Regions from separate parts of the Mus musculus genome. Here all the other regions are linked to region 2. Evidence: chromatin loops called from intact Hi-C (ENCODE). Cell type or tissue: left cerebral cortex. All regions are shown on one strand. Region 1 has its middle 23 kb from the start of Gm33073. Region 2 has its middle 180 kb from the start of Gm33073. Region 3 has its middle 12 kb from the start of Gm33073. Region 4 holds the start of Gm33073 (a long non-coding RNA gene). Region 5 overlaps Gm52046 (a long non-coding RNA gene). Region 6 overlaps Gm34196 (a long non-coding RNA gene). Region 7 overlaps C130071C03Rik (RIKEN cDNA C130071C03 gene).

Region 1 (4,000 bases), 200 kb after region 2:
GCTTTTAAAAGAATATGACATTTAACCCGTGAATGAGAACTTAATCAACGCAGACCAGGTGTACTGTTGGAGAAATATTGATTCCAACTTCAGTTATTGAAGGAACTATTATACATGTGAACTGCTTTGGCATAAGTAACCATGTTAGTAGAATGAATGGATTGTTTCAGGTTTTATGTTTCTCCCAAGACTCCCAATACAACATTATATCTTACTACAGTAGCATAGCCAAGCAACATTTCCAATAACACTTTGACAGAGGAATAAGAAAGGTATGACAATTGGACATCACTGTTTTATCTTTTCTTCTCATATTTTTATAGGTAGTCTATAAAATGTTCTGCTTATGAAACAACACTAGACTATGTATCTTATTACTATACAAGAGCCATGGTAAAATAAAACATTTGTCAAAAGAAAAAGAAGAGTTAAAAGAGTTATAATAGCAATGCCAGCAATTTCAGAGTGAGAATAAGGCAGATTCATAATTAATTTACTCTATATTTGTACCATACAAGCTAAGATCTGCTAACTATATGTATATACATAAGATATATAAATATACATATACCATACATGTAGAAACCGTTTTATATGTGTGTGTAGAATCCATCCTTACACATAGTGAGAATAATAAAATATTCTCCTCATAAATAAGTAATAGAAACCAGTCCTTCCTCCCCCTGCCAATAACAGAGCTATAAGTGATCACAATACACTAACTGGATTTATGAATTCATGTGTTCACTGCTAATGATCATTTATTCAATGGTGAATAAAGCTTACGGTTTGGTCTGTAAGTTTGAAATACCAAGCCATAAATAATTATTTCAACAGTTAGGGACTATAGTAAAATTGAGCAGAGAAAGAATAAACGTCTGAAAAACCCCACAAAGAACTCATTGAAGAAATGTGAGCTATACTGGGAATTAGAATAGACAACACATGCAAGGCAAACAGATAATGCAAAGCATTTTAAGCTTGATGAGCAGTAGTCATCAATAGAAAATGCTAGAAACAAACATAAGGATAAGAGTGGCCATTAGTGCTGTCCAACAGGACCAGGAGTCTTTTTTATTTCACATGGCTTGTTTGGATTTTTGAGTGTGCCTTAGGATCAATTAGAAACGTAATTAATTCAGGTCAGTGAACTGTCAGTTAAAGTGATCTATGTCATTCTCTTGCTATAGCATCTGTTAGAGTAGAATCCTCTAACATGCTTTCCAAACAGCAGCAGTGAAGAACATGGATGGTCCCATACCAACCTGGAAGTGGCTGCAGTAAACAAAGAAATTTCTGCCAAGATGAACGTACTTCATATAGTTTGTGAGAAATAAATCTTCATCATTTTTAGAAAGACTTTACAGTGGCTTATTGTCCCACTTTGACCTAGAGTACACAAACAGGTAAAGAAGCAATGATATATTCCATTTGATAGGCATATGTGACATATTAAATAAAGCAGTAATAAGTTTGAAGGAATAAACAAGTCAGTTTTCAGAGAAGCAAGAATTCCAGCTTAAAGTGGATAGAGTTTATTTGACAATAACAGAAAGCTGTTAAAAGCTTTCAAACAGGGAAATATTATGAACAGAATTGTGCGTTAGGAAAATTAATCAAGCAGGATACAGGATGCCTAGGAAGCAGAAAGACACTTAGAAGCAGGAAAACAAGCTATGCCATTGTGAAAAGTGTAGAAGTCATGGTGCTTAAACTAGGGTAGTAGCAGTAGGAACCAATTTGGCAGAATGAATGGAACAGTAATTTGCAGGTCTTGGCAACTGATGAGGCCCAAGGGACTTATAAATCATTCCAAGCTTTTGAGCCTGAATGATTGTTAAGATGGTGCCGCAGCCAGTTAAATAGGAAGCAGAGAAAGACGAACAAATTTGAGAGGAAGAAGTGCAAATTTAGGTCAAGTATGACATCCAGCTGGTGGTGTCCAGTGACCATTGGAAACAAACTGAATATAAATTTGCATCATTAAGGATATGAGAGATGAGAGAGTGCAAAAACAGGGCTTTGGGTATGCCTACCTTTAAGTGGCAAACACTAATTAATGATATCTAGCAAAGTGTACTTTCACTGACTCAAGACAAAGTGGAGCATCAAATAAGATAAATAACTATAGCACTTGATGCAGAGATGAATTAATATATATATGTGTGTGTGTGTGTGTGTGTGTGTGTGTGTGTATGTGTGTGTGTATGTGTGTGTGTGTGTGTGTGTGTATGTAATTTTCAAGAGGTCACTGCAGTAGAAAATCAGAATTGAAAAGACAAATGTGAGCCATGTCAAATAGAGTCAAGATTTTGTTTTGTACAATGGAAAGACAGACTGCAGTAAAACAAACCAGGTAAATTAGTGTGTATGAAAACATGGTGTTCCTCAAAAATCGTTGAAATGCAAACTCCAAAAGTATACAAATAATGTGACTATATTGATTAAATATACAAACAACATGAGGGAACAGTTATGGATATATGTATTATATATGCATCGTATTTGCACATTATTTCTTAATGGTAAGCCAGTTTGTATGTATTTATGTGTTGTGTGTGTGTGTGTGTGTGTGTGTGTGTGCGTGTGTGCGTGTATGTGTGTGTGTGTGTGTGTGTGTGTGTCTGTGTCTGTGTCTGTGTGTCTGTATCTGTGCAATATTGATGGTGTATGGATAGGAAATTATGGTGATTATGTTGCTGATGGCATTGGCAAATAAAATACCAATAAAGTAGTCATCAGAATTGTTGCAGAAGGCTAATTAAGGTACAGAAATTACTTTGGTTTATTGGTTGCTTGTGATGTGTATCTTTGTGTGCGTGTGGGTATGCACATTCCACAGAACACATGAGGAGGTCAAAGAATAACTTCCAAGAGTTATTTCTCTCCTTCACCAAGTGCATTAACAGGCCACCTTGCTATCCTCCATAAATTACTTTTAACATATGTAGTGGCACACATTAGGTAATCTCTAAAAATCTGCACATGATGCCTCTGCTAGCCGTGTCTTTTGCTTATATTCTGCTTTGCTTTGGTGGGAAGGGTAGTGCATAATCTGTCAGATAACACTGATCTTTTAAATAGCTCTTCTAATGGCCAGCCACAAATTTGTTACCTAACTGCCCACACTTAAGTATAGTTTCTGTCTTCACAAGGCTCTAAATAGAATGCTGAGATAATTCATACCCCACCAAAATATTTTATATAAATTCATTTACTAAGGTATAAATTAAACTGCTAAGTGCTTACTCTATGTGACATGGATGTAGAGTTTAGGGATATATCAATAACTAAAACTTACAATGTTTCTGTTCTCATAGAGGATGTGTTTTCTATGCACAGTTAAATGAACAAATTGTATTAAGAGTTAAACAATTAACATATAAATAATAAGCACCCTCATAGTTTTGGACTGTATATATTTCTTGAGGCTATCTCCTACATGATTCTTATCCTTGCTAAAATTACTGCTTTGTCTCTGTCTTCAATTAGTTTTCTTCATCCTAAAACTTCATCAAAATACATTACATGTAGTCTAGGTAGCCTGGGGCGCTGAGTCTTCCCACATCAGTCTTCAGTTTGCCAGGATACCAAGTATTTGCTATCACACCTGAGTCTCTGGGTGTTTCTTAATCTAGCAAAATTGATACTTAAATGTACAGAGCAGAATACAGAACTAGAAAACTTAAAACAAAATCACTAAAACCTCCAAACATAGCACCCACAGAAAGAATGTGATCAAGCACTGTACTTTATAAATGTCACTGAGATCTAAACCACAAATTTTAGAACAAAAGGATATATTGGGAGACAGAATGTCCAGGAAATTTCCAAATTAGCTGAAGAGTCAGTTCAAACATCAGATAAGTACCATGCATGACTTTCTAGGAAATACACAAAGAATGGGTTAGTCTAACAGGATGGACAACCACTAACAAGTTACTCACTGAAGGAGAGTTTTTATCATGAAAGAGTGAAGCTGAACACAAGTTGGTGTATT
Region 2 (4,000 bases):
GAAGTTCACCCACACGTGTGACTAACCATTTCTTACAACAGCAAAAGTGTTTTCCAGGGACACTGTTTACCAGGTCATTCAAGCTATTTTGTTTTTTCTTTGATGATATCATGGTTTATTTTTCTGGTATTGAAATGTGCCTTAGTAGCTATCCTTCTTTAAATGTTTTGAAAAAGCTAAGAAGAGAGATTATTTTAAAAAAAATAGAAAACACAATTTTAAAGTGAGATTCAAAGTTTCTTGGCTAAAATGTCAAAATGGTGTGTAAATTTGCTTAAAAGCCACTGATACACATTGACAGCTAGTTTACCTTTTAACAGCCAGACGGTTGGGCAAGTGTTATGAGAGAAACTATTTTTGAGGTTACTCACGTTTGTTTCCCTACTTGGAAACATGAAAAACGGAGGGAAAAATAGCAATAAATAAACTAGTTGTTCAGCTTACGACACATTATATGATCTAGGTCAAAATACATTCCACGATAGGAATCTTTTCATGTTTGTAAAGTAACTATTTGAAACTCTTTAAAGCATTATTCTCTTCAAACATTTTGAAACAAAAATTTGCCTTTTGATTGGAACTGTGCGTTTCATTATAGAGATGGAACACGATGTTCTGGCTTACATACTCTCTGCAGAAGGAAGTCCTTTTTTGTACTGAATTTTTAGCATATAGTAAAGATCCAGATTGTAAAAAAATTAATTTCAGGCATGACAGACTGGAAGTATATATTGAACAGATCTGGGAACAGAAATGATGCAAATGCCTCTCTCCCAGCTTCTGAGAATTATGTAATGGACCAGAATATCAGGGTAGACTTCTGTTTGAGTGAAACATGGACTCTCAGTCAGAGTATGGGACCAAAAATGTGTTTGGGAAAGCAAAAATATAAGACTGTTCCCCACAAGTGGTAGTTCGTGGACATTTACACTTGACAGCCCATTATATTTATATATCAGGATATAAATATGCACTTTAGATATTAGTGATAGTTACAAAGCAATGATAAAATAATATTTCACACAAATGAGCAAGAGGAGTAAAAGATATTGACTCATTAAATAAAGACAACTTGCAATGCACTGAGTTAAAGATAAATCTCAATTAAATAGTTTAACTATTCAGTATGTTCCTATTATGTTTATAAGATCACATGATTTGTCCACTCACAAAGGTAAAGGTTACATGTACATTGATTTATATATTATTAAGTATTTCTTTAATAGCACAAACAGGAATGCGGATACAAAAGACTATTAAAAATATTTGTAAGATTTATACTTTCCTGTTTCAAAATGTTTCAGTATGATGTCTGCAAACAGTTGAACTGAATACTGCTAGACGTTTGCTAGTATGGCAGTTTCACTATAATATTTTTAATAATCACATATAAGTGCATATGTGTATTGCTGTGTAGCATTTATAATTGCAATATATGAGTGAATGAGTTTGTTTCTATGTATACACCTGTCGTTAGCAGTAGGGATCTTCCTAAAAGTCATTCTACTATCCGACCTACTGCTGAAAGAATATGCAGTTAGTAAGTTCCATTTAGACCACTCTACTTTTAAATTATCTGCAAATTCAGTATAATACAATGCACCTAAGCAAGTATTTTATAAGTCTGTTGGATGCATTTATTTTTTTTCTCAAAGACTTTCTAGAGAAAGTAGGAATAAAAAGAAATATGTCTAAAAATGATTTTCTAATCTAACACATTATTAACATCCTTTATTAGTATGGTATATTTGTTGCAATTAATGAACGGATATTGCTACATCATGATTAACTAAACTCCACAGTATATTTTCACTTAGTTTTCATAACTGTTTTTCTTGTCTTGGACTCTCATTAAGGAGTCCACATGTCAGGTAGCTAATACGGATTAAAAAGAGAAATATAAAAAAATATTTTTAAAGAGATATATCACATTTCTTAGCAAGAAGACTTAAAATACAATGAGAATCTTAGAATTCTGAAGCATCACTAACAACTTTGTGATGGGGATGGGGTCCATAACCATGCTGTATTGAAAGGCAAGAATCCAAGGAGAACCATGAAAGACACATAATTTCAAGGTGAATTCCAGCCCCAGTCTACTCTTATTCCACAATACCATAAAGACTTCAGTAAAGACGTGAGCTCACTTTGACTTAGTAAGCCAAATCTTGGACAAGATTCTGTATGGTAGAGAGCAGTAACTTAGCTGTGCTCACATTCAGAAGACTATGAGGGCCAATGGCTTCTCTGTGATCAGAGGGGATCAAATGGATTGATTTCTGTCCCTGTCAGTGAGCAATCACTATTTTAGTCTGCCTATCCCAGCATTTTTATCCTATGGGTATAAAGTAGTGGTATCTAATTTGGTAAGAGGCAAAAAGGAGAAAGTCTGTGTACATACATACACGCTGTACCCACTGATCTCTGAGCACACATCACAGTAGCAAGCAGTTCCTAAACTTGCATTGCTCAGTCTGTGACAGCAATTCATTGAAGCTCTTCAGAATTTCTCTACAGGAGAATTTGCTGGAGAAAATTTATGACACAAAACTTCCAGCTTAAAGACAGTTTTGTTTATTTGAATGTGATAATGGTATAAGATTTGTGTTATGCAAAAACAAACACACTCAAAAGTAAAAAAAAAAAAAGATAAATAACTAGTAATATGAGATAATGTTAAGATATAGCAAAGAGATACTAATTAGCTAGTTTGATTCTATCAACTATTAAAATGATTTTCAATATTTTATCATACAAACATATTATTAAGTTTTGAAGTAAAAGAAAAAATGCTTTAAAGATTCACTGTTTCATGACCTATAATAGATTTTCCTAAACACTTTAGTCATTGGTAATATTTTATTTCTCTAGTTTCTTTAAAATAGATCCAGGATCACATCCTTCTTCCCTGAACATTTTTACCCTTTAAAGATGATCTTTACCCTACAGTGTTCATTTGTCAGAAATGTACTAACAAATGCTAAGATGCTATGGAATGGTGATAATTTCCCACGTGTTCTTGAATCATTTTGCTCCTTTTCTTTTCTGAGCAGTGACATTCCTTCACATTTTCATCTCTCGTCTATGCTTCTCTGCTCTGAGAAGTCTCCTAATAAAGCAATGATCATTTCTATCCATCTCTGGTTTATGTTTCACAGGCCATGAAATAAACCTGCAAAGGAAGCGCTGCAGACTGTGTGGACTGTGTTTGCAGGGGATGAAAAAGGTTGATGGTGGTTGTATTACATCTAGGTGAGTCAGTTCTCATAGTGTACATGATTTCATGTACTAGTTTACCTCTGTAGTTTCCACATAGCTTCTAGATAAGTTCATTTGTGTCTTTACACGTGGGCATGTTATTATGGATGTATATACACATGTGAATGTGTATACATGTATCTAGAAATACAATTTCCTACTAATTTTGATGAAAATTCCAGTTACTATTTTTGCATATGCCTGCCCACTGGAATTTAAAGTAGCTAAAGGAAAAAAAAAGAATTTTGATCACACAGTGCAGATTTTCTATATTATCTTTGCATTTCTTTCACTCAAAAACCTAACAGGCAAATAATTCTTAGCAAATTTTCCTTATTGATTACCATCTTCTCCAGGTTTACCTGGAGAGCTACTGGAAGAGTTAATGCCTTCAATTATTCTATTTTCATTCATTCCAGCCCATACTAACTGGATTTAACCAGTACAAACTTTTCGATTAATTTAATTTCCCCCATTTTTAAAGCACAGTTTAAGAAAATGTGTATATTAGTAAAAAATAATATGCTTTAAATGTGTCAAATACAGTTTTGTCTAAGCAAAAAAAATTCACAAATTAGTAATTTTATCACCAATCATCTTTTGTAGTAGGAAAAGTAAGAAAGAAATGTCTTTGGGGATCTTGTTTTTCAGTTGATACTAATTAGATTTTTTAAAAACCAAGTTTGAAGCTCATACTGTTCTGGCTTCAACAGCGCCAAATGATAATCCAAAGTGACATACA
Region 3 (4,000 bases), 190 kb after region 2:
AAAGGTTCTGTTAAGAAATGTTATTTTTTTCTTTTATTAATAGAAAAGTTTGAATCTTTCTTAGTGGTCTTTCTTTGACTTTTCTTCAACACTCTGGTCAAAAGAGAAGCAAACATTTTTGAGAGCATCTGACAAGCCATATATACAGTTCAAGGGGACATTCCTCTGTGTTCCCCCTCTCCCTGCTGTGTGAGTGCCAACTTGGGTTTTCCTCTATAAACCCAGGAAAAATATTTCACCAATTTAAGTGCAGGATCTTCTAAACCAAATGTTAGATGCCATTGAGATTCTGCTATCTCTGATGTCTACAGTGGTACAAGGAAGAGTAGTTAGTCTCCCTCTTATCTGATTTTTTTTCCTGGTGCCATGCCAAAAGAATAAATTTGAAGAGAGAGTATAACTTGAAATTCAGACAAATTTGTGTTAAATCCTAGTATTGTCATCTATTAGCCAAGCATACTCAAAATTCAGTCTCAGTTTCCAAATGAAAGAATGTTCATGAATCTAGTCACATTTAAACACATGGAAAACTCAGGAAAGGAAGAACAGCTAAGGGTTAATCCACTTTAGAGGTGAAAATGTCTTGATGAATGTGGCAGATGACTAACTGCTTAACTGTAGACTACATTTCCCAGCATGCTTTGTAGTTACAATTTTAGCCATTTGTAGGAATTCATATCGATTCTACTCATGAACACAAGTTCAATACACTATCATTTATACTCTGGTTAACATCCATATAAACAACAATCCACGAAAGTAACTCCAAAAGAGGTCCTAAAAGATTCGACTTCAAAATGTTAGAAATGGGATTCCAGAATGGGAATTGGCCTACCACACTAATAGTGATATAACCAGAAGATAACAAATCTTTTAAAAGTAAAGTCACCAAGATTTTAGAGCGTTCTTTCATATAAACTGGTATCAAATACCTACTAGTAAGGTGTTTCATGATTTAGGGAATGTGAGAACTGATGTGACCAGGCATCAAGTAGAAGTTAAAATTTGTGCTCATATGATGCTAATTGATAAGCTTTAATCAGAGGGTCCTCTGCCCTCGCCCTCTGCCTTCCCTTTTCCATTGTCCCTTTCTCCTGTCCAGCTGGTGCTAATGCTGCTAAATCTTGGGGCAGGGTAATTACAAAGACACTTGCCATTAAACTCTCCACAGGGTCCTGACAACACAAAACTGTTGCTTAGAGGGAGGGCTGCATCACAGAAGAGAACTGTGGAAAGTATTCAGCCTTAATAGGGAAGTGCTTGGGAGCCCAAGAGAGGAGCAGTAACCTGCCACCTACACAGGACTTCCTGGTTACCTGGGCTGTCAGCAGCCCAGTGGGAAGTGCAACAGGACCAGAGCAAAGCAAAGGAGGAATCAGCCTGCCAGAGCCAGATATGCCCACAATTAGGAGGGCAGAAGGAAGTTAAAGGAGCCTGGGTCTTAGTGCCCATTTCTTCCCTTCCTCATTTCTTTTTCATGTTGAACTTCCCTCATTAAAAGCATCCTAACTTTCTAACTAATGCCTTCCTTTGAGTGGCACAATGATTTTACAGTTCTCTGTAAAGGAGAATATAGGAATCGCACACTGGCTAGGCGGCCTGCTGAGAGCCTCTGTCCGTTCTCCAGTGAACTGCATGATAATCCTGTTAACCTTCCTATCAGGAGGTCATTAAACAATTTTGAAAGCTGTTTCCTCTCTCATCAGAGCTGCATGCAGAATCAGAAGCCAGTCAGCAGCACAGACTTAAATAACAGCCCGTCACGCGTTCCCTATGGTCTTCCTGTGCTTTTCTTGGTCTTTGTAGCTTTTCCCTCAGTTTTTGATATTCCCTGTGTTTTCAGTCTTTTCCTGGTTTTGTCTTCTAGCATGGTTTCTTTTATCAGCACATTTCCTCTTTTTCTAGTCCTTTCCAATACCTTGTCAATCACTTATGCCAAGACTGTTTCATTTATTCAGCAGGGTCTCTTCCTGGGCATCCATCGGACTACTTAGATTCTATGCAGTTTGCCTTTAGTCCCCACTGGTGTTTAGTTGCTTTCAAGAACCACCTGCTTCTGCTAACTTGTCTCTGCATTTCATTTAAAATCTTGTTCATTTTCAAGAACATCTTACCACCTTACTTTCTTCCTTTGTTCTTCTTTTCTTTCCCCCCTTTCTTCCTTCATTTCATTTTACTTTATTTTATTTTTTTAATTATGCTAACAGCCATATGATGTCAGAATCCTGCCTGAATACATTTATAATAAACAAGTTTCCCATTTTTATCTCCTGATCATTCAGTCTTTTCATTCAGCTTGAAACCTCAATTCCCTTTGGCTTCCTAGAAGCATTAATTTTTACCTCCAGGACAGAGAGAGCTCAAATTTTTAACCACACTTGAAAAAAAATGGGCAAAAACTGAAATATGCTTCTGGTAGTTTGACTAACACAAAATGGATTCCTGGTCTCTAGGGAAGACTTGGTAATAAGACCCTCGCATTGAATTAGCAATTCAAGTTTCAAAAAATTTGGTTTTCAGGAGTGTCAGGGTTGGAACTTGACATTTTTAAAGAAATGTCTTTGCAAAACAGGGGCCTAGTTATTATTGGATGAAGGACACTGATTTAATCTCCAGGGGTGGCTGAACCCAATGTCTGGGGTTCTTCCAAACATTTAAAGTCATTTTCCAAATGTTTTTGATGCAGCACAACCCAAAAAGATTTTGGCAAGTGTGTTTTCCCTCATTTTAAAGCCCATGCGTATTTCAAGGGAAATGCAATCCATATGTCTTTGATTCATTTACACTTAAATCATCTAAATGCCATTGTGTAAAAGCTATTTGATGTACAAGAAGCCTGCAAGTCTGTTTTATAAGCCTTTTTAAGCCTTTTCTTTGAATCAGAAAGTCATGTTTTGCCGGCCCTAAACAGAACTTGAACTGAGAAAGGCTCAAGTTCACGTCTAAACTGAAAACCCGCAAAGTTTTGCGCGGCTTCTGTACTTAGCAATATGTTTCCCCTTGCCTGAAGCTCACAGGCACCCAGCCTTTCTCCTCTCTGTCTCACATGTAGTGAGAACAGGGTAAATCAATTTTTGAATCACATTTTACTTGTAAAATTCACATTTTGAACCTCAGTTATCTCCCAGGCACTGCCAGAAGTTAAAATAGCAACACTTGAAAATTAGGCTTTTGCTCTAAAAGGGCAAAACAGTCTATAAAGTACATAACTTACTGCTTCTGTACATTTATTTGTTTGACAGGTTTAAGATATAAGTGTGGCTTACATATGGATTTTCAGGATGCCAGATTGGATGCTCCACGAGCTACAGTCACAAATGTAACCTCTTTTTTTAAGACTTATGTTTGGGAGAATAGAATTGGAACAATCTAGCTGTTCTGCACAAATCTAATTGCTGTGTCAAAACAGCAATGGGGGTGATGACTATTTGCATTTCCCCCCCTTCACTGGCCATTTCTCCGGCTTCTCATATGCCTGTGTTAGTGGTCAAGAAGATAGCTCGCTAGGTGACTTGCTCCTCTCCTTCTTGGAACTTTGAAAAGAGTTAATGAATTACAAACTATTACTTCTGTGAGAAAACTGTGAAATCTGATGGAGAATTTGAAGGTACCTAAGTGATTAACACTGATTGCTGTGGACATGGAAACATGTCTGGAGAACAGATACATCTTTCTCAAGCAAAAGCATTAATTATCTTCAAATGTGTGATTTCTTTGTTTTTATTTAGACACATTTTCAAGGTTGTGATTTAGTAAGAAGGAAGAAATAATGACGGTGTGATTGTATGTGGAGAAGCAATACTTTAAATTTGCATTTGAAGCTTAGGGGGTGGAGATGAAGTTAAAAAGGAAGAAAGAAATCCAGGTGAATCTAATTATTCCTCATGTGCTCTCTGTAGTTCACATACATGATAGACTATCATATTTGTGCAATCAAAAGGACTATGAAATTTAAGTTTGAAAAAAAGGATTTGGGCACTAAATCTAGCAAACAGTTAAT
Region 4 (4,000 bases), 180 kb after region 2:
CTTCTTTGCCTTATGTCTGGTTATAAGTCTAAAGGCAACTATTGGTGGGCACTAAGGGACATCAGTATTATCTTGCCTATTGTCACCTATTTTCTAGAGAAAGTCATTGCTGATTTAGCAGCCAATGAAGGATTATTTTCCAAAGTAAAAAGCAGAAAAGGCAATATTTCAGAGAGTGAGGATAAAAGAAATCTTACACTAAGGATGGAGAGACTATATCAGCAGGTGAGGTAAACCCTTGAGAATCTGCAGGTTCAAAGTTCTCAGCTTTGATACAGTCCTCCTACACATCCTAAGCTACAGGATCAGTTCTTTACCATTAATGCCCCTATTTTGGCCATTGACTCAACCTACAAGAATGAGGATGGGACTTGAATTTTTGCTGTAATTCAGTCAAATTTAAAATGAGGGATTTGACTTGATTTCCTGCAACTTGTGCTCTGTGGCTGCTAGAAAGAAGATTCTTTTGCTGTGCACATTTATATAAATAAAATTTATTAAAATGTCTTGCAGGTATGGTCCAGCTAATCCAATATCTACCAATAGAAAGCCCAATAACCTAGTAATTGTTCAGTCCATAAATCTGTATATGCCAGATTTCTAAAACTACAAATGGACAATGTATTTGCTAGCAAGGGGAGAACAAGCAGACAAAGACGGAGCTTCCTTCTTCTGTGTCACTTATATAGGGTGCTAGCAGAAGGTGTGGCCCAGATTAATGGTAGATCTTTCCAGTAGAAAACATCTGAGTGAAAGGCATATCTTCCCACCTCAAAACGTAAGTATTAAAAGTAGATATTCCCATTTGAAATGATTTAGAAAAATCCTCACAAGTCTATCCAGACAACTGGCTCTTAATTAATTCCAGATTTAGTCAAGTTAACAATCAAGAATAGCCATCACAATTTCTTAACAGTCCCATTTTTATGGTCTGAGAAGAATTATATTAGTGCACATAAATGTATGATCTGTATATTACCATACAGTATGTGAAAAAAATTAGGATTTTCTTACTGGGTAGTAGGTTTGAGAGTTACTCCAGAGATGCTTACATTACTCAAAATGTTTTAAAATCTCTTCTTTAAAATTGTCATTTGAGGTAGTTAAGGTTGTCACTGTATAGTCACATCTTACACTTATCAGAAGAGGCGTTATCCAACTCTCAGACACACATTTCAGATTTGATCTTAAATGTCTAAGAAGGCAGAAACCATGTCTGTCTTGCTCCTTGTTTCTGGTATATTGGCTGCCACTTATTAAGCATCTAACAATTATTTGTTCAATGAGTTGTTTAAAAAAGTTCTGACCCAACCTTTAAGGATGATGATTGCCATGATTGATAGGCAGGGGCTCAAAGGAAACTTTCCAGAACAAATTTCCTAAATAAAATTATTTTTGAACTGTAATGCTGCTCTTGGAACAAGCTCAAGGTTCTTAATTAGAAGTGGCAACATTCATTGTATTTACACGTCTGTCTTCTGGCTGACCTGTTTATATTGTTGAACTTATTTTTATCTCACCTTTCAGAAAATTCAAGCATATTAAAACAACAAGTATAACAAAAGAGAAACTCATAATAACAATAATTTTAACAAATACACATTGGTATAATCATATGTCAGATAAAAAGCAAACAGCAGCCCACAGGGTGCATCCCTTATGTGTGGTTAGTTATGGAGTGACAGAAAGTATCAAGAAATAGAGAACAAATGAGACTCACCCAGCCTTAAGCACATGTCTGCTTGCCATCTGGCCCCTTGTTCCCTGTTGAGTAAAAGAGTTACTTACAGATAGAAAGAATGCAGTCAGAAGGAAACATTCTGGGGTAACTAGGGTAACAAGATTCCCAGATTGATAATATGTGCACAAGACTCAGGACTCTTGCTGGTGTCATGATAACCACATCATCGTAAAGTCCCTTTCAGGGCTCCACGCGTTACACAAAAGGGCCTTTCCACGGTACTTATATTTTCTTTTGCTTGAACATGAAAGAAAGAACAGATCATAGAGAAAGCCACACTGATTATAAGACAAAACTCTCTGTCTTTTCTGAACATGAATTATTCTCAGGAGAGTTTATGGCTAATGGTCTCGGGTAGTTTTAAGTTACTTTAGGCACACACGTAACAAAAATCGAGAACCAGTGCATACGGCACAAACATAAGCTTTTCTTCCATTGTTTGATTATTTGCAATCTAAAACCTTTTGGCCAGAAAAGGATGATTTTGTATGTGCTAGTAATCACACTGAATTCACACTGGCACTCATAACTAGCCAGAGAATATACTTACTTGTTCCGTTCTCTGCCCTCTGAAACATTAATCTAAGGAAATTCAAGTAGGTTTAGCTAAAAACATGGCAAAATGTTAAAAAATGGTAGGCAGTGTTAGACTTGCCACCAGGCCACTAGCTTACCTATGTGGGATCACTCTAATTTTAATAACATTCAGACTGTGGATACTATTTATGTGATGTAAAATCAACACACAAAAGTAGAACATGGATATAGATGGGGTGCTCATTTATTTATTTTTAAAAACAAGGGAAATACTGTAATGAAGAAAAGAGGCTTAATTGAACTCTGAAGCAGGTGGAATTTTGATCTGAATCTTTTAGGTAAGATAGTAACAGTAAAGGCAGTGTTCAGTAACCATTTGCAAGGTATTTATAGTTCAACATCATTAAAGGACCATCTGAAGACCTGTGCCTGTGGCTGATTCTACTACAATTTCTCATGAACCAAAACTAAATTTCAAAATTGTAAACCAGATCCTATAACTATAAAGATAAAATGTTTTAATTTTTTTAATTCTATGTATATGTGTACATGTGTGTGTGTGAGGGAGAGATGGGCAGAGACAGAGAGACAAAGACAGAGAGATTGTGAAAGTTGAGTGCTGTCTCTTTGGAGTTCATGAGAAGGTATTGGATTCCCTAAAGCTTGAGTCACAGGTGATACTCGGGTGTCCGAGGATGTCCTCCTTGTTGCTTCTAGATCAAAGTCTGATTTATAAGCTCAGAATTTAGAGTGGCTCCTATTTTCCCAGCCTGATCTTCCCAGTCCTTCTATGGGCATTGACTTTAGTTCAGCAGTTTGGACAGTCTCCAGAATACAGGTTCTATCACATTTCTCATGTCACTGCACTCTCTGCAGAAGGGCCATATATTTGTACCATACTTGCAAGAAAGTTGCGGTCTATTCTTCAAGACTTGGGCTCATCTCTCTGAAGTCTGTGTATGCAGACACAGTTACAGCTACTTGAAATTACAGAACCTATATTCTATTCAATCATTTTCTTTATTTTGCTGTTTTATGTTGACAGTGTTTTGATCTCACTGATATAATAGCCCTGAAATTTATTCTCAAAGGGACTAAGGTACACCAATGCATACTCCAAAAGTATACATATTTATGGTACTTAGTTGTCAAACCTGCTGTAACAAAATACCTTAGAATGCACACATAAAACAGAGAACATATTTTGTTACACATCTAGAGGGCTGAGAATCCATCCTCAAGATTCCACATAATACTGTATTAGGTGAGGCTGGCATTTCTGGCTTACTGAAGTAAAGGACAGAACTTAAGAAACAAACAACATAATTTCTGTTTTAGCAATGAAAATCCATATATTTGAAGAATCATTTAATTTCACGTTTCTTGATTATAAATATTTAGTTTCAATAAAAATGTTGTTTTGTAAAGGTTTGTCTTCTCTTTATCCTTGCATGAGTTTGCATACTGGGCAAAACCCCTTTCTCCTTCTGTGATGTCACATTTTACAAAGATATGGCCCTATCAAAACAAGGATTTTATTAACTTAATTACTTCCTTAAATTCCCCATCTCAAATGCAGCCACACCAGAGTTTGGGGTTTCAAAACTTGAATTTTGAGGGAATATTATAATTTCATCCATATTAATAAACTAGTGTTCCCATTGCCTGTGTTAAGTCTGAAATAATTACAAACATTCATATTCTTAAATTGCACATGAAGGA
Region 5 (4,000 bases), 780 kb after region 2:
ATCTTTCTAGGCTGGGAATGTTCTCAGCACAACTGTTTGAGAAGGCAGCCCCTAAATGGCAGTGCAGGGTTCCTAAGTTCCTAAGTGTTGCAAATTGAGAGGTAAACCCTATGACCTGTACACAGGCCACCAGCGCCAGGGATAGCAACCTGGACCAAAGGGCTGTTGTGAAGGAACTCTCATAGCTGACTACTTGGGTAAGTACAGTCAGCACTCCTGGCATGTTCTGGTCTGAGAGGAGGGTTCCTTGGGGTCTGTTGAGTCAGTTTGACCTTGCTCAGTTCTAGCTTATACAGAAAAGATCATTCACTGAGCCACGGGCAGAGAGGGTAGAAAGAGCATCCTGACAGCCACTATAAATGACAAAAGTCTTGTGAGCCCAAGCCTGGGGACTCCATTTTACAGGCTATTAAGGAGGACGTGGGCATAGTGGATTCTCTAACTCTAGTCCCGGTGACTTATGTGTGCTGCTGCCAATCCAGAGAGACCCATCCTGTGTGCCCCTTAATGGTGCCAAGGACAACTCAGTCCCTTCCTCCGCTGTGCAGAGGTTAAAACAGGAAGCAGGAACTCCTTACAATCTATTTCTGCTTTAGGATTTTTTTGTCATGGTCCTTGTTTGATTCTGGAGTATTTAGGTTTGTCTCACTCTAATGCTACATAGTATTTCTGGGTACCATTCTCACTATGTCTGTAGACATAAAAGTAAATGTGTGTGCTTTGAAATTGAGTTGTTTATTGGTTAATTTACTGGTGATTTTTTTTAACAATTCAATTTAATCTGTTAACACTATGTTTTGTTGTGACATAGATTTAACGGTGGGACTTTCACGCGATGTTTCGCTTCAACAGCTTTCAATCTGTCTTCTTTGGTCCGCAAAGAAATACAGCTCTTTAAAATATTCTGTGTCTGTGGGCTCATCTTTATCCCGCCTTTCTCAGTTTTGCCCTCACTAGGATGTGACACACCCAGCCCCTAGGGTAGGCTATACTCTGGACTTTCGCTGGAGCTCCGGTCCATCGGATGTGGGAGCGCCTAATCTCTCAAATTCGGCCCTTCCCCCACTCTTTTTCTTAAGAGGTGCTCCGAACAGCAACAACCTTGCCCGGCCGACCTTCCGCTCCTTTGGCCTATGCAACTCAATGAAAGCAAAGAGAAGTTCCGAGAAAAAAGCAATGCTGTCCAGCCTCAGCTGCCGGTTTCTCTTCCTTCTCCAGCGACCAGCGACCAAACTCTGTACTCTCCACCAAAGATACCCCCACTCAAGGTTGTTCCCAGACAGGACTCCAAACAATATTCTGGAGGTAAATTCGAACGCAGCAAGATGATTGTGTTCCACACCGTCTTAGTCAGTGAACATGTATCATCTTCTTGGAAGAGGAAACGCCGCACACCATGGTGTCCTTGCCCAATTGATCATAGACCTGGTTACCCACAGGACTCACTAGGCTCCTAGTGCCTTAGAATACCACCAATTCATACTTTGGCTTAGGGATTATGAAGAATGCCCAAGGAAGGAAAACTGGAGCATAAGTGGGGAGGGGGCTCAAACGCAGGACATGAGAGAGGTCAGAACATCAGTCTGACTGGGGGCCTTTGAGATCTGAGATGGGATGCAGGGTGCAAAGCCACCTCCAGAGCTCTGATGCATTCTGAAGAATGGGAAAGCCAAAATGAAAAGTTCGTTTGCTTTTCTTGTTTGTTTTTTACAAGAATTCAGCCTAAATTATCAAGGTTTATGGTTTGCTTTTAACAATCTTTTTCAAAATAACTAAGAACACTAATTAACTAACTGATAAAATGTGGCTGGAGGGAGAAGCCATTGTGTAAATTATTTTTAAGCCAAGAGGCTTTGTGCTTCAGTTGCTCCCATCTTGTCCAGCCTTGCTTGATCGGGGAATACGAAGTTAGAAAGAAAAAAAAAAGCGTCTTTTGCATGTTAGATCCAGTTAAGCTGGAACATTTTCTAAAAGCAAGAACAGGTGTGGTGAACTCTATTCATGATCTGACCACTTTGTCTCACAGAAGCTTTAAAATTTCCTCTATGTTCAGAAAGTAAAGTTTTAAATACTTTCCAAACCCTTTCTGCATACATTCTGTCGTTTGCCTTAAAGAATGGTGAAGCGCTCTCTTTCTCTCTCTCTCTCTCTCTCTCTCTCTCTCTCTCTCTCTCTCTCTCTCTCTCTGTGTGTGTGTGTGTGTGTGTGTGTGTGTTATTCACTTGTTTTAGATGCTTCAGAAAAGGTAAGGCCCTTATTTTACATCTATTGCTGATTTCTCTTTGCCCCTTTAAATCGTGCATTTGTGTGGCCCGCTGGCGCTGGCGTTAGATTGGGAGAAATTCGGATCTGCAGCTAGCTCCCTTCTCTCTTCCCTGCAGGCTGGCGCACCTACTCACTCGCGCTGCATATCCTCTTTTGTCCACTAGAGGTCACTGGCCCCTCGCGGCTCGCCTCTCGACCCGCTGCCTCCAGCTCCTGGAGCTCAAATTAGCTTCCCGTTAATTAACACCCGAGTCCATCAAGGCGGGTTCCTCTGTACAGTACTCGCAGCAGAGCTTATATAGACAACTTACACACCCAGCCAAAGCAAACCTCCCCAAATCCAACACTTCCAGCATGTCCAAACTGGGAAACAGGCGGCAGAGTAACACGGGGCAAGGTATAGTGCTTTAACTTTTATTGGGTGGGGCTTGCAAAACTGCTGTGAAGAAAGCTTTCTTTGAGAACGCAGGTTCTGTGGGGCTGGTTTACTTCTTAGCTCTCCCAGGCTGGGCAGAGTGCTTTCTGGCCCCGCCAGCATCCTGGTCCTTAAAGAGAATTTCACCAGCCCGTGTCGCTATACAAGAAGGTCGCTGGTCTACACTGTTCTAGGCGCACACGAATGTACTGGCAGATTATTTATTAAAGGGCGTAGAGTACAGTGACATTCCCAGAGGTCATTGAAATTGCTAGAAGAAAAGGGTATACGCGACAGTGTTTCTCGTGTCCTTTGATACAGAACAGCAAAGAAGCGGGTAATGATGAGGGATGCACACCACGAATCGACCCTGTGTACATGAGATGGCCTGACGTGTCCTGGGAAGTTCTCTGACTCTTGCTGCATGCGCATTTTTACTTTTTGAGATCCTCAGAATATCTGGAATCTAGCTTTAATTTTATATTATTTTCAACCAAGGTCCCCAAAAGATTTCCTCCTATGAACTGGGTATACTGAGCCTTGGCTTCAGGCCTCAACGAAATTCTTAAGAACTGTGCAAAATGAAGCCTGAGTGTATTCCAACATAACTGTCCAACTTGGTCGTAAACCGTAAATCGCCGTAATAAGCTCCTTTGACGCGGTGTTCTGTGGTGGATCACTGCAAGTATTCTTAATTTCCTTCGGGGGAAAATATTGGAAAATTTTATTCTGATCTAAAGATTTGCCTCACTTGAGATCTTTTGCGCTGAAAGTTAGTAGGCACGGGGAGGCGGACTGTGAACTTCCTAGTAGCTTAGGAACTGGACTTTCGTTATCTGGTCCCCTGAAGACCTGGGCATTCGACCTCCTTTCCCACAAACTTTTCAGGCACGGGCGGAAAAACGATGCGTATTTGTGGTCGGAATAAAGGCTTCTCTTGGACTAATAATGGCAGATACTTAATGAAGCATTGTCCGCCTTCAGGGGAAAGGGGGACCCCAGTCGGACCTCTAACTACATGTATGCGCTAGGCCATGAGCACCAACAAAGTGCACATCGATAGTATGGAAGCGGGGTGGGGTAGGGGGTAAAAGAACGCAGATTAGGGTATGCGGGAGAAGTGCCCCCCCCCCGCAGCAAATAAAAAATCCACTTTTCTTGAGGTGGGAGGGGGAGATCGGGAAGTTCGCAGAAACTAGAACACCGAAGGACTTCGGACACCGCCCGAGTGAATTCCGAGGGTTTGAAACATCATTTTGTATTTCATAACCCTAAACTGAGGTATGGGAGGATCCTTGAAACATCCCCTCAGGAGCCAGC
Region 6 (4,000 bases), 1.8 Mb after region 2:
GTATTTTTCTGCAAGAGCTCAAATAGAACCAAATGAGCAGTTCCTCAAGGTAAAAGCTCACCCAGTCTGTTTCCAAGCAGAGCAACCGCATGCTGATCACCATCTTCGATGGTCAATAGTGAGAAGCAAAATGTGCTATGGTATCAGTCTTGTATGCCTATCACACTGACAGCCTAAGAGGGGAATCTCAGTTCTGGATGTATAGGGGTCCTGTTTTCTGATTTTTGTCTCTGATTTTCTATTGATCAGTCGCAACTCACTATGTTAAAACAATCCTAAGAACTTGGGGTTTATATCCAAACTAAAAGTGATATAATCAAATATAAGAGAAATTGAAGACATAACTTATTAACCGTGCCGTACGTTAACACCACAAATGAAGTGGAATTTTCTCAAACTAGAGACACCCAGAGAGCATACTGCACACAACATTGCCTGTGCAGAAAGTTTTACCACCATGGGACCCCTTGATTCCCCTCATATTTACATTTTAAAGAGCTATGATTATATCATTGGATCTTTGTTTTACTAAATATTTTATATAGATGTCTTCTTAGAATCTGTAGTTTTGATAAATTTATAAAAATCAAAGCTAAGAAAATATGTCCAACAAATTATCTTATTCTCAGATACTATACACGGGATAAAAAGCTTTACAAAGGTGGATACTGAAAACAGCCCCCCCAAACTTCAGATCTGTGAGATTTTAAACTGACATGATTTCATATCTATCAAAATTGTAAAGCCATTAGAAGTAAAATTAAATGTGTAGGTTATATAGTAGTATCAGTAGTACATGAAATAAATTATGCACTTCAGTTTGTCAATGCGCAGTATCATTTTTGATCCCATGTAAATCTGCTATGAGACGTTTAAAGGAATATCAAAAATATACCCCAACCACAACAGATTTGTCATTCATGCGCTGTTGAGCATGGAGGCCTAATTTACCCTTTTGCCATTATTTTAAATTAAGGCACTTATCCAAAGATCAAAACATCGTCTACAATGGACATTTTGTGAAGGCAGATAGTGATAACATCTGAAGGGATATGGTAATTGTTCCTGTTGTGGACGAACAGGGAGAGATATTTGATATGTATCTTGGGAAACAGGAAATGTTCCACATATAAAACTACAACTGCAAGTGTGGAGGGAAAGACGAAAGCGGCCCAGTGACCAGGCAAAAACTTTAAACGTATTTGCGAAGCAAGAACAAAGACATGCGTTGCCTGGCTGGTAGAAAGTGTTAAAGGGGATTGTCTCCTTTGCCACGGCTGTTTGAAATCCAGCATTTCATATTAGTCCTTAATGACAGACCCTAACAGCATAAGTGAAGAAAAACCAAGAGAAATTTTGATGAAAAAAAAAAAAAATCAAGAAAAAGAAATATGACTGCAAATGTGCAAACTTTGTCTGCAGTTGTTGCAGGCACAGTGGTGAAGGGACTGCTCTGTCCACCTATTAAGGTAGACCGCATAACAAATAGCACACTATCCCCCAAAGGGAAGAGAGTAAAGTTCTCAGGAAACCCCAGCAAACACTGACATGATTTTTATTATTCCAAATTTAATCCGACATTTTCTAAGTGTGTGTGGAAGGAGGACAGAATACTCCCTTTGTGTCCTGGAAAGTGTCATGCGACACAAAAAGATCTTTCTCAAAGAAAAGGCATCTTACATGATTAACACTGAGCTCCCAGCTTGAAAAGAATAAACCCCCAATGTCGCGCAGTGCAGGACGGCTGAGCAGGTCCAATACAGTGCTTTCATGCCATCTAGTGGTCATCTGAGAAGTCTCCCCGAGACCCGGGGATCTCAAGCAACTGGTAAAGAGGAGTAGCCATCCTCACCACCTCCACCACCACCATCACCACCATCACAACCATCACCACCATCACCACCATCACCACCATCACCACCCAAAAAAGAAAGAAAAGTAAAGAAACACGAGGTTGAAAAAACATATAAATAATTTAGGACACAAAAAAAATCTCATCAGCTTCAATAACCTGGCTAAATTTTTGATACCGTTTTAATTTGAGTGGAATTTGTTTCTTCTGGTCCTCTCTTTTCCTCCTTTTTTCTTTCCTCAATTCTTTTTCAAGTTTCCTTTTGTTTTCAGTCTACTTTCCGTTAGATTACACTTAGAAAAGAAACACAGATGCATGTTTTAATCATTAGTTTCTGAAAGAATTAAAACGTCACTTGCTTTCATACCTTGGTTTGGGTATTTTGAGACTTTTCTTTTAAATAAACCATCTCCCCACCACTCATATAAAATGTCAAGAAGCAAGACGGTACATAACTGAATTCCTCGGTAATAACTACATTCCTCCTTCTTGGAAAGGCACAGTACCTAAAATGTTCTCGACTTCTCTTCTGATGTCGGCCGCCCTATAAGCAGTCCTCAGAGTATTGAACTTTGAATTTTTTGAAAGCTAAAGTATTTTTCCCATTTTGCAAAATAGTTTTAAAATGTCATTATATGCATCTATGTCCAGGTGTGCTCTTTATACTTTGCCTAATAAATCATTTTCAAATACTGTAGCACAATTGGTTTCCTTTTCTAGTTGAGATTTATTTCTAAAGCTTAGGAATTCTTTTATTTCTCATTGATTCATACATTTTTATATTAGTTTTATTGTTTCTAAGGATTTGCCTTTTAAGGACACAAAAAGCTGATTTCTAATTGTGTAAAATAAATCTTTGATTTCAGTCAGCAACTAGTGTTTTTATCCGGGAAAGCCTCAGCCTTTTCTTTCTTTCTCTCTTTCTTTCTTTCTTTCTTTCTTTCTTTCTTTCTTTCTTTCTTTCTTTCTTTCTTTCTCTCTCTCTCTCTCTCTATCTCTCTCTTTCTTTTTCATAAAACAGTATATTTCGAAGGCTTCATGACATAAGAACAATACAGATTTTATAGTGGTTAGAGATCAGTAAGAAATACAAAGTGGAGTGGTGCTCAAATGCTGGTCCAGGCTTTAAATTAAAACAGATATTTATTTAAAAGAATTTAATAAACTAACAAAGTACTTGCAAATATTTCAAGTAATATTGCAGCAGAAAATAATTTTGTTGCTTATTTTTCCTCACTTTTGTCTTGCAAACGTGGGCGTACATACACTGGAATATTCAATGTCAATGATTCCATCATAGACAGAAATTAAAAGCATAAATGTAACATTTTCTGATGCATTTGCCATAGTTGTAGTCTCTATCAATGTGCATATTTTCATTTTGTAACTTAAACAAAGGTGCATATATTTTAAAGTAGATGTTCACCTCAAAACTAAGATTTAATTTTCAAACTATGTAGCAAATATAGTATATAGTACAAATATGCATAAAGATGCCAAATCTAGATTTTCACCTTCTAAAAGACTATAGAGCAAAAATTATGTCACTTAAAATGCTATTTTCCTCTTTTATCTCCATCTTGAATGGCAACATAATCTTAATCACAAAATATTTGCTGATTATATCTATATATTCTATATCTATGCATATCTATAAATTCAAGAAATGCTTGCTGATTATATCTATCTATTATATTATTTCTAATGATTGATGTTTTAGATTACTTTTAAATATAACTTTCTCATGGAACCTGGCCATTTAAAAACTATGTTCATTTTTGACATTTTTCTAATAACTGGTACAGACACAATTCTCCTTTATTCTCTATGTAAGCAGAACTAACTCATAACATCAGTGAAAGAGCGTGAGGAGGGATGCGGGAGGGATGCATGTGAGTGGTGTGGTGTGCATGTATCCAAGTGTCACAATGGGATGCATTACTTTGTTCGCTAAAAAGTCTCTTTCTATATAATAACTACTGACTTAATGTAAACATACTTCAAATCTAGCAGGTTTCTATCTTTTGAAGAGGATAATATTACAATAATAATATGAAGTGGGATAATGAAGATTCTTAAAATAATCACTTTAAAAAAACCTTGGCAGGTCAGAAACTTCTCTGTTGACTAAAATAATAGAGTGTGTGT
Region 7 (4,000 bases), 790 kb after region 2:
CTTGCAAGACCTAAAAACCCCTGTGAACTGGGTTTGGTTGCCTGGTGTATGTCTGCCCAGTATAGTCTAATTGTTCTGCAGTCTTTTCCCTCTCCTTCTCTCTCCTATGAAGGCTTCATTTTTCAAGAAGAAACCTTAATACTCAGCAAGATATAAGGCTCATTGAGAAGGAATAGAGCTCTGTTTTATTCAGTATTAGCAATGTGAGTTTACTCACACACCACACACCACACAGATTGCTAAGTGTCTATCTCAAGGTTTGAGTGCATATGTTACAGAACATACTCCTATCCACTTTCAAGAAAATTAGAACAAAAACTGCATTTATAAAAATGAGCTGAGACTTCATGAACAGTTGGGAGATTTTTTTTAAAAAAATAAATAAAAAGAACATAGAAAACTATATTTTAATCATCTGTTTTTAGGGAAACTAAGAGCTTCCTGTTTTATTTAAAGAAAAATGTAATTAGCAAACCTTTGCAATTATTCAAAATGGAGACAATAATTTGGCTATACCAAGGCTTCTTACCCACATGGGTGAGATATTTTAGACCGTTGTTCCACTCACTATTCTACAGCTAAGGGTATTCGATAGGAAATCCTGACCTTAGATTAACAGGTGCATTCATTGTTTTAAAAACTGGGATTTGTTAATAAGTGACATTTTAAATTGAAACCTCAAAGGCTTCAAATGCTCCAGTGTTCTACGAGGAAGGCATCTGCCCTAGCATTTGAACAGGTTAGTTATCTGAACCACAGTAAGGTTTCAGAGGCCCCTGCCTGCTCAGAACCTGGCCCATGAAAAGGAAACATAGAGAGTGGGAGGGGCTGCTGGGTCCCCTCCCTCCTCCACTCAGTGCCCGGCCCACCTGCACCACATCTACTCAGAAAATGACCATTTGGTGTATGGGGGAAAAAAAAAAACTCATAAGACAAAGTCTAGAATACACACATTGCACTCAGATATGTTATATAAAGTGCATATTCTTTAACATATCTACATTGTTATAGATGCTTTGTGGTGTGTGTTTGTGTGTGTGTGTTAAAAACATCACCCTCTCTCTAAGTTTGTCCTAACATGAGGAATTAAAGAAAAGAAAAGCTGTCAATTTCTGGATGAAGTCAGTACAATAAAGGTGCAAATGGCATCCCAAAGGACTTAAACAAATGACAGGCCTATGGTGCCGGACATTTGTAAAGATGCAGTCTTCGTTTGGCGCTGAAATAGGTACGGTGATGAAGAGGACTGTAATATAGACTCAAGTAAATTAGGATTTCGCTTTGGCTGTGGTCAACAGTATTTGCAGGTCCCCAGGGTTCCAGAAGAAAGGATCTTCGAATAGAGGTTGTGTGTATTGCCTGTGTTATCAGGTCCCTTCTGCGGCTCCCCTAGGACCATCTTGAAACTATAGCTTTTTCTTTCTTTGTTCAGTAATGGCTATAGAAGTCCAGAGTGTCTTGAACATAAAGATCTTGAAGCCACCCAAGTCCAGAGAATGCAGGTTCTCCCAGGCCAGGGCCGCCCCGACGACCCAAGCGAGGTGCTCAAGGGCCAGTAGGTGTCGCTGTTTCCCTGCTGGCAGGACCCTGGAGCCCGACGTTGGCCCCTAGCACCACTCAGTTTTCTGGCCCGGGTGATTTCCTAGACGTCTTTGAGCTCTGGGGATATGGCAATTCCCTTATTTTGTTTCTAGAACCCCTGACCTAAGTCCTCCTGGCTGCGACCACAGCAACATTGGTGGGCCTATGGAGAGAGAAAGGAGAGAGGAATATTGGTGGGGCCCAAAGGCCGCCCTGCTGGAATAAGCGGGGAGCCCGCTTCACCCGCTCCTTCCTTTCTCTCCCCAAGCCTAGGGTGGCGTCGGGGCTATCTGGAGCACCCCGGAAAAAAAAACCCTAAATTAAGGAATTCACACACGGCTGTACTTCGACTTTGAAATTAAAATAAACAAAAGGTTCAAAATCTAGCTTCGCGGGAACCGCTCACAAAAAGAGTTTTAATATCCTTATCTCAAAAGACAAGGAAAGAGGGAGGAAGAGAACGAGGGAGGGAAGGGGGAGAGAGGGAGGGAGGGAGAAAGAGAGAGGGAAGGAGGAAGAAAGAGAGAGGGAAGGAGGAAGGAGAGAGAGAGAGAGAGAGAGAGAGAGAGAGAGAGAGAGAGAGAGAGAGAGAGAGAGAGAGAGAGAGAACGTGCTAGGCCTGGACTTTGAGTTACCTACGGTCTTACCTACAGGGCTGTATGCAGAATGTCGGGTGATTGCGTTGTCCTCCCTTTGCTCTGAGAAAAGCTTGAACTACACTAGACGTCCCGCTGTCCACCCCAAACCGTTATTTACTAAGTATTAATCTTCACTAGATAGGGTTACCTCATCTTTGGAATCTGTACTGAAATTCTGGATATTGAAAATTCTGTTCCTTTCTCTGGCGTCCTGCGGCCCCCTGTCTTTGGCTCAGTATGCGGCGTAAGCGATTATTAATCAGAGGCGTTCTTTTTGTGTCTGGGGGGGGGGGGCATTTGGCTTGAAGATTCCATGACACGCACTTACATTGGTTGCATCCTGTAGATGTCTGGGGATTTTATTGATATCAGGATTTCTTTGCATAGGGAATTCACTTCTCTGTTAAAAGGTGGCAAGGGAAGAGGGCAGGAGCCACCCTAAATTCACGGTCTTGAGCAATCGCAAGAGGTAGTGTGGAAATAGAAGTAGTTGTCCATTTAACTTGACTCTAAGATAATGCCTTCAATCAAGAGGTTGCTATGTGATTTAAAAAGAAAAGAAGAAGAAGACATACTGCTGTGGTTTTGTGTAAAACTAAAACATTTGTAGAGAGGAAAACCCTAACAAATATAAAACTAGCAGACAGGAAAAAAAAATTCCACTTAGTCCCAAGTATGTTTGAATAATTTTGTTCTGGTGTCAAGACTGAGGCCTTACCATTTCAGGACCCGCAGCGCAAGAGGCTGCGTAGTCACTGAGAGCCTGAAATTTAGCAAGAGTTCGTAAATATTTTCATTAAATGCCCTTTGCATTTGCCCTTTCATAAAATCGGCTCCTTTCTTTAAAGTCTTATGCCTTTTACACAATTCTAAAAAAATCATTTCTTATCGAAGCAGCAGATTCATCTCTGGGGTTGGGGGTAGGACGGACACGTTTCTAATTGGAGGTTGTGAAGTTCAATGAGATGGTATTTTTAGCTTGAGATGCTCAGATTCATATATTTTTATATTGTACCAATCTCATCCGATTTCCGTTTCACTCAACTCTTTCATTTTCTGCTTTCTTGCTTCTGTCTTCCTTCCTTCCTCTATAGCGCCTCTCCCACTTTCCCTCGCTTCTTCTGTTTCTCGCTGTTTTCTCTCTCCCGCTCCTTTCTTGTATAATTTATTGTCTGTTTTTATCAGTGAAGTTAATACGAAAATAGCAAGGGGGAGGCCCAGCACCTTAATCTGGCCCTCTTCCCTGCGCGCATTAGGGACTTTAGGGAGGTGTCCGTAGCTACCAGGTTATAGACCAGCGCGGTGGCCCTATGTGCAGAGAACGCTGCTGGTGGAGGAATTGGGGTCCGCCTAGGGTTGCGGGGCTTATTCAAATACCGCCCGCTGCTGCTGTGATTCGCAGGGACTCGGCCTCCATATGGTAATGCGGGGCGGGGGATGGGGGTGGGTGGAGGGAGGCACAGAGCGGAGGGGAGGGGAGGATGGGGTTGAAGGCGGGAGGGAGGGGGGCTCTGACACCGCGCGCTCTGCTGCTGTGCTGGGACAGAGCACCCGGACCCGCGGCAGCGGCGGCAGCGGCGCTCCCCACCCTCCACCGCAGCACTCATCGAGCCAGGAAACCACCAAGCCACGGGCCCTCGGGGTAAGCCACAGTGTGCACACCACAGCGATGGTGACTCCAATGAGGGAGATTAGAAACAGAAAAGATTACAGAGAGATCAGAGATAAGAGGTGTACCTCTCTCTGTCCCTTGTCACACAGCGCGCGTGCACATGCATTTG

The links. Hi-C counts contacts between places; a loop is a spot of excess contacts. Peaks named below come from ENCODE experiments on the same cell type or tissue, not always from the same donor. Only the 100,000 strongest peaks of a DNase experiment are listed, where the experiment ranks them.
Region 1: it touches region 2 in a loop (2.5-fold over the local background); 2 of 42 quality-filtered maps call a loop at or near these places.
Region 3: it touches region 2 in a loop (2.6-fold over the local background); 3 of 42 quality-filtered maps call a loop at or near these places.
Region 4: a loop joins it to region 2, with 2.1 times the contacts of the local background. A loop is called at or near these places in 3 of 42 quality-filtered maps.
Region 5: it touches region 2 in a loop (5-fold over the local background); 2 of 42 quality-filtered maps call a loop at or near these places.
Region 6: it touches region 2 in a loop (8-fold over the local background); 2 of 42 quality-filtered maps call a loop at or near these places.
Region 7: it touches region 2 in a loop (7-fold over the local background); 2 of 42 quality-filtered maps call a loop at or near these places.

What each region holds. Positions count from the first base shown.
Region 1 is chr13:83,141,759-83,145,758 of GRCm38, forward strand. No RefSeq gene overlaps it. Among named protein-coding and RNA genes, the nearest start is that of Gm33073, 23 kb to the left of the region's middle. In left cerebral cortex, no CTCF peak of the experiment used is centred here; DNase peaks (open chromatin) are centred at 1,785 and 3,872.
Region 2 is chr13:82,937,386-82,941,385 of GRCm38, forward strand. No RefSeq gene overlaps it. Among named protein-coding and RNA genes, the nearest start is that of Gm33073, 180 kb to the right of the region's middle. In left cerebral cortex, no CTCF peak of the experiment used is centred here; DNase peaks (open chromatin) are centred at 726, 2,229, 2,376 and 3,241; H3K27ac peaks cover 4,000 bases.
Region 3 is chr13:83,130,181-83,134,180 of GRCm38, forward strand. No RefSeq gene overlaps it. Among named protein-coding and RNA genes, the nearest start is that of Gm33073, 12 kb to the left of the region's middle. In left cerebral cortex, no CTCF peak of the experiment used is centred here; DNase peaks (open chromatin) are centred at 1,819, 3,005 and 3,265; H3K27ac peaks cover 1,879 bases.
Region 4 is chr13:83,118,754-83,122,753 of GRCm38, forward strand. Gm33073 (a long non-coding RNA gene) reads right to left here and starts at 1,784. Exons shown (of 3, transcript XR_382688.2): 1 at 1,721-1,784. In left cerebral cortex, no CTCF peak of the experiment used is centred here; a DNase peak (open chromatin) is centred at 1,837.
Region 5 is chr13:83,712,748-83,716,747 of GRCm38, forward strand. It overlaps Gm52046 (a long non-coding RNA gene), which reads right to left. Exons shown (of 2, transcript XR_003950632.1): 2 at 2,185-3,379. Among named protein-coding and RNA genes, the nearest start is that of C130071C03Rik, 6.6 kb to the right of the region's middle. In left cerebral cortex, a CTCF peak has its summit at 2,424 (motif pointing right); a DNase peak (open chromatin) is centred at 2,445; H3K4me3 peaks cover 2,938 bases; H3K27ac peaks cover 3,765 bases.
Region 6 is chr13:84,756,956-84,760,955 of GRCm38, forward strand. All of the region lies in intron 2 of Gm34196 (a long non-coding RNA gene), which reads right to left. Among named protein-coding and RNA genes, the nearest start is that of Gm34246, 84 kb to the left of the region's middle. In left cerebral cortex, a CTCF peak has its summit at 1,775 (motif pointing left); DNase peaks (open chromatin) are centred at 142, 1,157, 1,765, 2,337 and 1 more place; H3K4me3 peaks cover 2,223 bases; H3K27ac peaks cover 4,000 bases.
Region 7 is chr13:83,723,618-83,727,617 of GRCm38, forward strand. The region is part of intron 1 of C130071C03Rik (RIKEN cDNA C130071C03 gene); the gene reads left to right. Among named protein-coding and RNA genes, the nearest start is that of Gm52046, 4.0 kb to the left of the region's middle. In left cerebral cortex, a CTCF peak has its summit at 1,551 (motif pointing right); a DNase peak (open chromatin) is centred at 1,563; H3K4me3 peaks cover 4,000 bases; H3K27ac peaks cover 4,000 bases.